Regions from separate parts of the Homo sapiens genome. Here region 2 is linked to region 1. A link is a contact called in ENCODE Hi-C or POLR2A ChIA-PET data. All regions are on one chromosome and are shown on one strand. Each heading gives the region's core, a stretch centred on a gene start or an enhancer-like site at or near the end of the contact. The rest is flanking DNA. Distances are from core to core; before and after follow the strand shown.

Region 1 (3,822 bases), core at 646-3,145:
CGCCCAGCTGATTTTTATATTTTTGGTACAAATGGGGTTTCATCATGTTGCCCAGGCTGGTCTTGAACTCCTGACCTCAGGTGATCTGCCTGCCTTGGCCTCCCAAAGTGCTAGGAATACAGGTGTGAGCCACTGCACCCAGTCTGAGTATGGTATTAATAGAAGGATAAATACAGGAAATTCTAAGTATACCCTCTACACTGAAACATAGAAACACATCTTAAGGTTATTTTACTGCAGTCAATCAGTTCTGTAGCAGCAAGAAAAGTGTATAGACAGCTATGCACTGCCCTCACTGTTCTGTAGCCAGACAACAAATAATAATGTACCATTAAAGGGCTTTTTCAAACAGGTTATTATGTGTGTCATTTTCTTTCTTGAAAAAAAGATTAATAGCAGCAACAATCCATTGCGAGTTGGCTATTACCCACAGACAAATGGCCACACCAATACAAAGAGACTACAGCACAAAGGAGAAGGCTGTTTAATTGGAAAGGATTTCATAGGTGACCATTACAGAGGCAATGCTTCCCTCTGTGCCAAATTAAGTGATTCCTTACTGGACACTTAAGCCAGCTTTTGGACTTTTTACCTCCCTTAAGGATACCACTTCAGTACTAGCTCCAAGAAAACCCTTTTAGCCAGATACTTAGTAAAAAGAGAAAATAGCAAAACCGAAGGCTAAGCCAGGCACAGTGGCTCACACTTGTAATCCCATCACTTTGGGAGGCCGAGGCAGGTGGATCACTTGACACCAGGAGTTCGAGACCAGCCTGGCCAACATGGTGAAACCCGTCTCTACTAAAAATACAAAAATTAGCTGGGAGTGGTGGCGGGTGCCCGTAATCCCAGCCACTTTGGAGGCTGAGGCAGGAAAATCACTTGAACCCAGGAGGCAGAGGTTGTAGTGAGCCAAGATCACACCACAGTTCTTCAGCCTGGGCAACGGAGGGAGACTCGGTCTCAAAAAAAAAAAAAAAAAAGGAAAAAGAAAAAGAAAAAAAGAGAAGAAAAGGCTATAGGAGTGGCTGGAATAGCAAGAAGAAATGCAGGAGAAATCATGGGGAAAGGGGGTATGAGATGATGCATCTGATCAGATAATAAAACATGCTGGAGTTTTTTTCCCCTAATAGAATATTTAGGTGACTTGTAAGCTTTAAGCTTTGGGCAAGGTTGGGGGTGGGAACAAGGTGGGAGAAGAGAAATGCTTTGCAATAATGTTTGGGACACAGAGGTGTGGTTCTGCGATATAATTAGGAACCATGAGCCCAGCGCAGTGGCTCACGCCTGTAATCGCAGCACTTTGGGAGGCCGAGGTGGGTGGATCACTTGAGGTCAGGAAACCCAGTCTCTACTAAAAATACAAAAAATTAGCCGGGCGTGGTGACACATACCTGTAATCCCAGCTACTCAGGAGGCCAAGGCAGGAGAACTGCTTGAATCCAGGGGGGCAGAGGTTGCATTGAGCTGACATGGCTCCAGCCTGCGTGACAGAGCAAGACTGTGTCTCAAAAATAATAATAAGGCAGGACGTGGTGGCTCACACCTGTAATCCCAGCACTTTGGGAGGCTGAGGTGTGTGGATCACTTGAGGTCAGGAGTTCGAGACCAGCCTGGCCAACATGGTGAAAGCCCATCTCTACTAAAACTACAAAAATTAGCCAGGCATTGTGGTGGGCACCTATAATCCCAGCTACTTGGGAGGCTGAGGCACGAGAGTTGCTTGAACTGGGAGGCAGGGGTTACAGTGAGCCAAGATCGTGACAATGCACTCCAGCCTGGGTGACAGAGTGAGATTTTGTCTCAAGAGTTCCCTAAGTTTTAAATGTTCTCCAAGATTCCTTCTGTGTCTACATCTTATGATTCTGAATCTATTGCATTTCCATATTTTCTTTTTTTTTTTTTTTTTTTGAGATGGAGTTTCACTCTTGTTGCCTAGGCTGGAGTACACTGGTGCGATCTTGGCTCACTGCAACCTCCGCCTCCTGGGTTCAAGCAATTCTCCCGCCTCAGCCTCCCGAGTAGCTGGGATTACAGGCATGTGCCACCATGCCTGGCTAATTTTGTATTTTTCGTAGAGACGGGGCTTTGCCACGTTGGTCAGGCTGGTCTCGAACTCCTGACCTCAGGTGATCCTCCTGCCTCAGCCTCCCAAAGTGTTGGGATTACAGGCATGAGCCACCATGCCCTGCCTCATTTCCTTATTTTCTAAATCATAATAGAGCAACAGCTCACTGGTTGCTAACCACTTCCCGAGAGTCACCTTGAGGCTCAGACCTTTACTAGATGTGATATAATAAGAAATATATTTGGTCTTTGTCCTCAGTGGCACAGAACTCCTACAAGCCTTGGAATTTCCTGAAAGACAGGAGTGTCTTTGGTTGTTATGAGCCTCTCTGATAACACATGTACTGAGGTGACAAAGGGTGGGGTCCCCATATAGTCTCACAAATGACTGGTCACCAGAAAGACCAAGTGATTAGAAGGTTGGGCGTTTCATCCCACCCACTGATCTCCTGAAAGGGCAGGGAGGAGGCTGCCATTAAGCTGCATAAAATCTCTCAAATCTGGAGACGTGATGAGCTTCGAGGTTGGTGAATACATGGGGTGCTGGGAGGGTGGCATCCCTGGACGGGGCATAGAGGCTTTGCATCCCCACCCCAAGCTCACCTTACACATCTCTTCCATTTGGCTCTTCTTGAGTTGTATCCTCTACAATAAACTGGCAATTTTAAGTAAATTGTTTTCCTGGGCCAGGCATGGTGGCTCCGACGTGTAATCCCAGCACTTTGGGAGGCTGAGGTGGGAGGATTGCTTGAGCGTGGGAGTTCAAGACCAGCTTGAGCAACATAGTGAGACCCCATCTCTACATAAATTTATTTAAAACATTAACCGGGCGTGGTGGTGCGCACCTGTGGTTCCAGCTACTCGGGAGGCTGAGGTGGGAGGATCACGTGAGCCCAGGAGTTTGAGGCTGCAGTGAACTATGATAGCACCACTGCACTCCAGCCTGGGCAACAAAGTGAGACCCTGTTTCAAAAAAAAAAATGTTTTCCTGAGTTCTGCAAGCCATTCTAGCAAATTATCAAATATGAGCTGGGGATTATAGGAACTCCCCTCCCTTTACAGCTGGTCAGTAAGAAGTATGGACGGCCTGGATTTAGGACTGGCATCTGAAGTAAGTGGGGGTAGTGTCAGAGGCATTTGAACTGGGGCAACTCCAACTTAAATAGGGGCTGGGTAAAATGGGGCTGAGACCTGCTGCCCCGCATTCCCAGGATGTCAGGCATTCTTAGTCACAGGATGAGACAGGAGGTCCTCAGGACTGGTATCACAAGATACAGGTCATAAAGACCCTGATAATAAATACAACAGGATGCTGTAAAAGAAAAAGAGCCAGCCCAAACCCACCAAAACCAACACAGCGACTAAAGGGAACTTTAGTCATCCTCAACCTCATTATATGCTAAGTATAACATATTAGCATACTAATAGACACTCCCACTAGAGCCGTGACAGTTTACAAATGCCGTGGCAATGCCCAGAAGTTACCCTATATCCCTATATTGCTTAAAAAGGGAGGAACCCTCAGTTCTGGGGCTTGCTCGCTCCTTTTCCAGAAAACTCTTAAAAAATCCATCCCTTGCTTAGCAACTGATCAAAAAACAACCTTAAAATAAACCAACAGTCCTCAGGGCTACTCTGTCTATGGAGTAGCCATTCTTTTGTTTCTTTACTTTCTTTTCTTTTTTCTTTTTTCTTTTTTAATTGAGGAAGAGTCTCGCTCTGTCGCCCATGCTGGAGTACAGTGGTGCGATCTCA
Region 2 (3,822 bases), core at 407-2,906, 41 kb before region 1:
CACCCAAAAGACCGGAACCGGGGGAGAAAAAAAGGGAGTGTCCTGGGGCAAAGGGAGACACAGCCCTCCACAGACATGGGTGGGTGGGGGGAACAAAAGGAGAGAGAGAGGGGGAGAGACTGAGAGGCAGAGAGAGAGAGAGAAAGGGAGGGAGAGGCAAAGAGAGAGGGAGAGACAGAGAGGTGGGGTGGGGGGAGGGAGAGACAGAGAGGCAGAGAAAGAGGGAGAGAGAGACAGAGAGGGAGAAAGAGAGGGAGAGATAGAGAGGGATAGAGAGGCAGAGAGAGAGAGGGAGAGAGAGGGAGAGACAGAGATGCAGAGAGAGAGGGAGGGAGAGGCAAAGAGGGAGAGACAGAGAGGCAGAGAGAGGTGGGGGGAGGGAGAGAGAGGCAGAGAGAGAGAGGAAAAGAGAGAGGGAGAAAGAGGGAGAGACAGAGAGGCGGAGAGAGAGAGAGAGGAAAGAGAGGCAGAGAGAGATAGAGACAGAGAGGGAGAGAGAGACAGGGAGAGGGACAGAGAGAGAGAGGGAGGGACAGAGAGAGAGAGGGAGGGACAGAGAGGCAGAGAAAGAGAGGCAGAGAGAGAGAGAGAGAAGCAGAGAGTGGGAGAGACAGAGAGGCAGAGAGAGAGTCGGGGGAGAAACAGAGGGAGAGAGGAGAAAAGAGACAGAAATAGAGAGAGACAGAGAGGGAACAAGAGGGCGGGGAGAGGAGAGAAAGAGACTGACTGAGGGAACAGAGGGAGTCAGGGAGAGAAAGAGGGAGAAAAGGAGAGAGAGGAAGAGACAGGTGGGGAGAGAGGGAGGTAGAAAAGAAGAGAGGGAGGAAGGGACAGAGAGCTTGGCTCAGGGAGGCCAACAAGACTGTTTTACCAGGAACACAGTGATGAGAACAGAGCTCTGGTCTGGAGGGGCTGATGCTCCCTGTGGAAGTCCAGCTCTGGTCTGGAGGGGCTGCGTGCTCTCTACAAGGAAGACGACGTGCTGTGCTAGTGAGTGTTGGGACAAGACCTCTTTGAGGAGGTAACACTGAATTCAGACTGGAGTGAGGAGGAGACACAAAGGTGCCAGGGAGGTAGTTCCAAGCAGCAAATGCAGGAGCCCTGGGAGGGGTCAGCACTGGGCAACTAGAAGGGGAAGGAGGAGATGGGGTGGGAGGGCTGGGCAGGCCAGACCACAGAGCAGCTGGGATGGATTCTGGTTGCAGTTAGGGGTGCAGGGAGCGAGGTGCTGGGATTTGTGCTGTAGCCGGGTCACTCTGGCTGCTGGGCTGGGGGACACGGGACAGGAGTGGGGAGGCAGAGAGCTGGGAGGGCCAGCCTGATCCGGAGTGGGCTGAGGCAGTGGGGGTGGAGGGAAGTGTAGGTTGGGATATGTCTGGAGGGACGAGCCCAGGTGACTGGCTCAGGGCAGGAGAAAGAAGGAAACAAATGCAACTCCTGAATCTGGAGGCTGAGCAGTGGCAGGTGCCGTTCTCTGCGATGGGGAAGGTGGGATCAGAGAATTTTCACGTGCTCAATCCATGTGCCTATGAGGCACCCAGGAGAGGTGTCAAGAAGAGATGGATCTCATGGGGGCTCAGGGGAGGTGTCAGCGCAGGGAACAGAAATGCAGAAGACAGCGGCAGATGCTCTACAAAGGCACGGCACAGGTATTAACAGCCTCCTAGGAGGCGCTGTCCAACACCGCAGCCAGCAGCCAGCAGCCACTGTGGCTATTTACATTTAAATTCATTAAAATGAAACTAAAAGGAAACCTCAGGCCGGATGCAGTGGCTCAAGCCTGTAATCCCAGCACTTTGAGAGGCCGAGGTGGGTGGATCATCTGAGGTCAGGAGTTAGAGACCAGCCTGGCCAACATGGTGAAACTGTCTCTACTAAAAATACAAAAATTAGCTGGACATGGTGGCATGCACCTGTAATCCCAGCTACTCAGGAGGCTGGGGCAGGGGAGAATTGCTTGAACCCAGGAGGCAGAGGTAGCAGTGAGCCGAGATCATACCACTACACTACAGCCTGGGTGACAGAGGGAGACACTCCATCTCAAAAAAAAAAAAAAGAAAGGAAAAAAAAGGAAACCGGTTTCTCAGTCACACTGACCACCTTGCACGTGGCTCATGGCTACTGTGTTGCACAGCACAGAGAGAACATCTCCAACATGGCAGAAAAATCTGTTGGGGCCGGGCATGGTGGCTCACGCCTATAATCCCAACACGTTGGGAGGCGGAGGCAGGCAGATCACTTCAGCCCAAGAGTTTGAGACCAGCCTGGGCAACATACTGAGACCCCCATCTCTACAAAAAATAAAAAATTAGCCCAACACAGTGGTGCATGCTTGCAGTCCCAGCTGCTCAGGAGGTTGAGGCATCAGTGAGCAGTAACTGTGCCACCGCACTCCAGCCTGGATGACAGAGCAAGACCCTGTCTCAAAAACAAAAAAAAAAGCACCTCTGTTGGACCATGCTAAGATAGAAAAGACAGCCAAGAGCTGAGCCAGGCACAGGCCAGCATTGAGTGCTCAGAAACGACACCTGAAAAATGTGCTGTCTGGGGGGCCTGGAGCTGAGAGGTGACGTCGCTCATCAGAGACCTTGTCAAAGGCCAGTTCAGTGAAGAGCGGAGAGGACTGAAGTGAGCGGAGGGGAGGAAGTGTAGACCATGAGAGGAAAGAAATAAGCATCAGGCCGGGCGCTGTGGCTCATGCCTGTAATCCCAGCACTTTGGGAGGCTAAGGCAGGCAGATCAAGAGGTCAGGAGTTCGAGACCAGCCTGGCCAACATGCGAAACCCCGTCTCTAGTAAAAATACAAAAATTATCCAGGTGCAGTGGCGCGTACCTGTAGTCCCAGCCCCTCGGCGCAGGAAAATCACTTGAACCCAGGAGGTGGAGGTTGCAGTAAGCCGAGATGGTGCCACTGCAGTCCAGTCTGGGCAACAGAGCAAGACTCTGTCTCGAAGGGAAAAAAAAAAAAAAAGAAGCATCAGCTCAAGGGTGGTCACCTAGGACGTGTCATCATCACAGGAGGAAGGACTGGAGTCTTCAGGCCTCTATGCCATTGACTGTTCACGGCCTGGCTGACCCCTTTCTCAGGATGTCCTACAACAGCCGGAGCCCAGAGGACAGAGCCCAGGCTGAGAGTCAGCAAGCGGAGGGAGCACTCTGCCCTGAAGCCTGGGCTCACTCCCTGCACTGTGAGTTAAAGATGGCACTGAGCTGTCTTTCTGCTTATTCTAGATCCAGTTTCACTGGCGCTGGCCATGTCCAAGGCCAGGCCCTGAGCTCACCAGCTGAAATGGAACCTGTCTCAGGGGGTCCAGGCCAGCAGAGCCATTTCAACAGGGTCAAGCCTTCTCAGCCCAGAGCAGACCCCAGAAGCAAAGGGCTCCCACTCCAGGGCCCTGTGACAAGGCTCTGAGCCACTTCCTTCCACCGTGTGCTCAGGGCGAAGGTGGACAGCCCCAGACAGGGCCCGGGCATTCTTTGGGTGGCCTCCTACGTCTTTCCTCTGTGCCCCTTCCCTGCTGTCTCTTTGTGTGTCTGAATTTCCTCTTCTTTTCTTTCCTTTTTTTTTTTTTGAAACAGAATCTCACTCTGTTGCCCAGGCTGGAGAGTAGTGGCGTGATCTCAGCTCACTGGAAACTCCGCCTCCCAGGTTCAAGCAATTCTGTCTCAGCCTCTCGAGTATCTGGGATTACAGGCACGTGCCACCACGCCCGGCTAATTTTTGTATTTTTAGTAGAGACGGGGTTTCACCATGTTGGCCACGCTGGTCTGGAACTCCTGACCTCAGGTGATCCACCCACCTCGGCCTCCCAAAGTGCTGGG

Evidence for each region. Hi-C counts contacts between places; a loop is a spot of excess contacts on that map. ChIA-PET counts read pairs that join two places held with the same protein, here RNA polymerase II (POLR2A). Pooled maps may share reads with other maps.
Region 2: a map with no recorded cell type shows a loop between it and region 1 (3-fold over the local background). The contact joins the enhancer-like site here to the promoter of LINC02080 in region 1. A Hi-C loop is called at or near these places in 1 of 168 maps with a recorded cell type or tissue (Caco-2), 9 of 37 single-sample maps with no recorded cell type and 8 of 50 pooled maps. POLR2A ChIA-PET finds 5 or more read pairs at or near these places in 15 of 52 experiments (A673, H1, HEK293 and 9 more).

The regions. Positions count from the first base shown.
Region 1 is chr17:76,797,117-76,800,938 of GRCh38, reverse strand. LINC02080 (long intergenic non-protein coding RNA 2080) reads right to left here and starts at 1,895. Exons shown (of 3, transcript NR_110837.1): 1 at 1,395-1,895. It also overlaps a transcript of MFSD11 not described here.
Region 2 is chr17:76,837,759-76,841,580 of GRCh38, reverse strand. No RefSeq gene overlaps it. Among named protein-coding and RNA genes, the nearest start is that of LINC00868, 16 kb to the left of the region's middle. RefSeq lists enhancers at 1-290, 1,545-1,594, 1,705-1,764, 2,015-2,064, 2,705-3,429 and a silencer at 1,778-1,973. Within about 2 kb of position 1,656, at least 2 of the 41 ENCODE cell types and tissues checked have a DNase peak (open chromatin) inside an H3K27ac peak, as active enhancers do; they include OCI-LY7, where a contact is called at or near this core.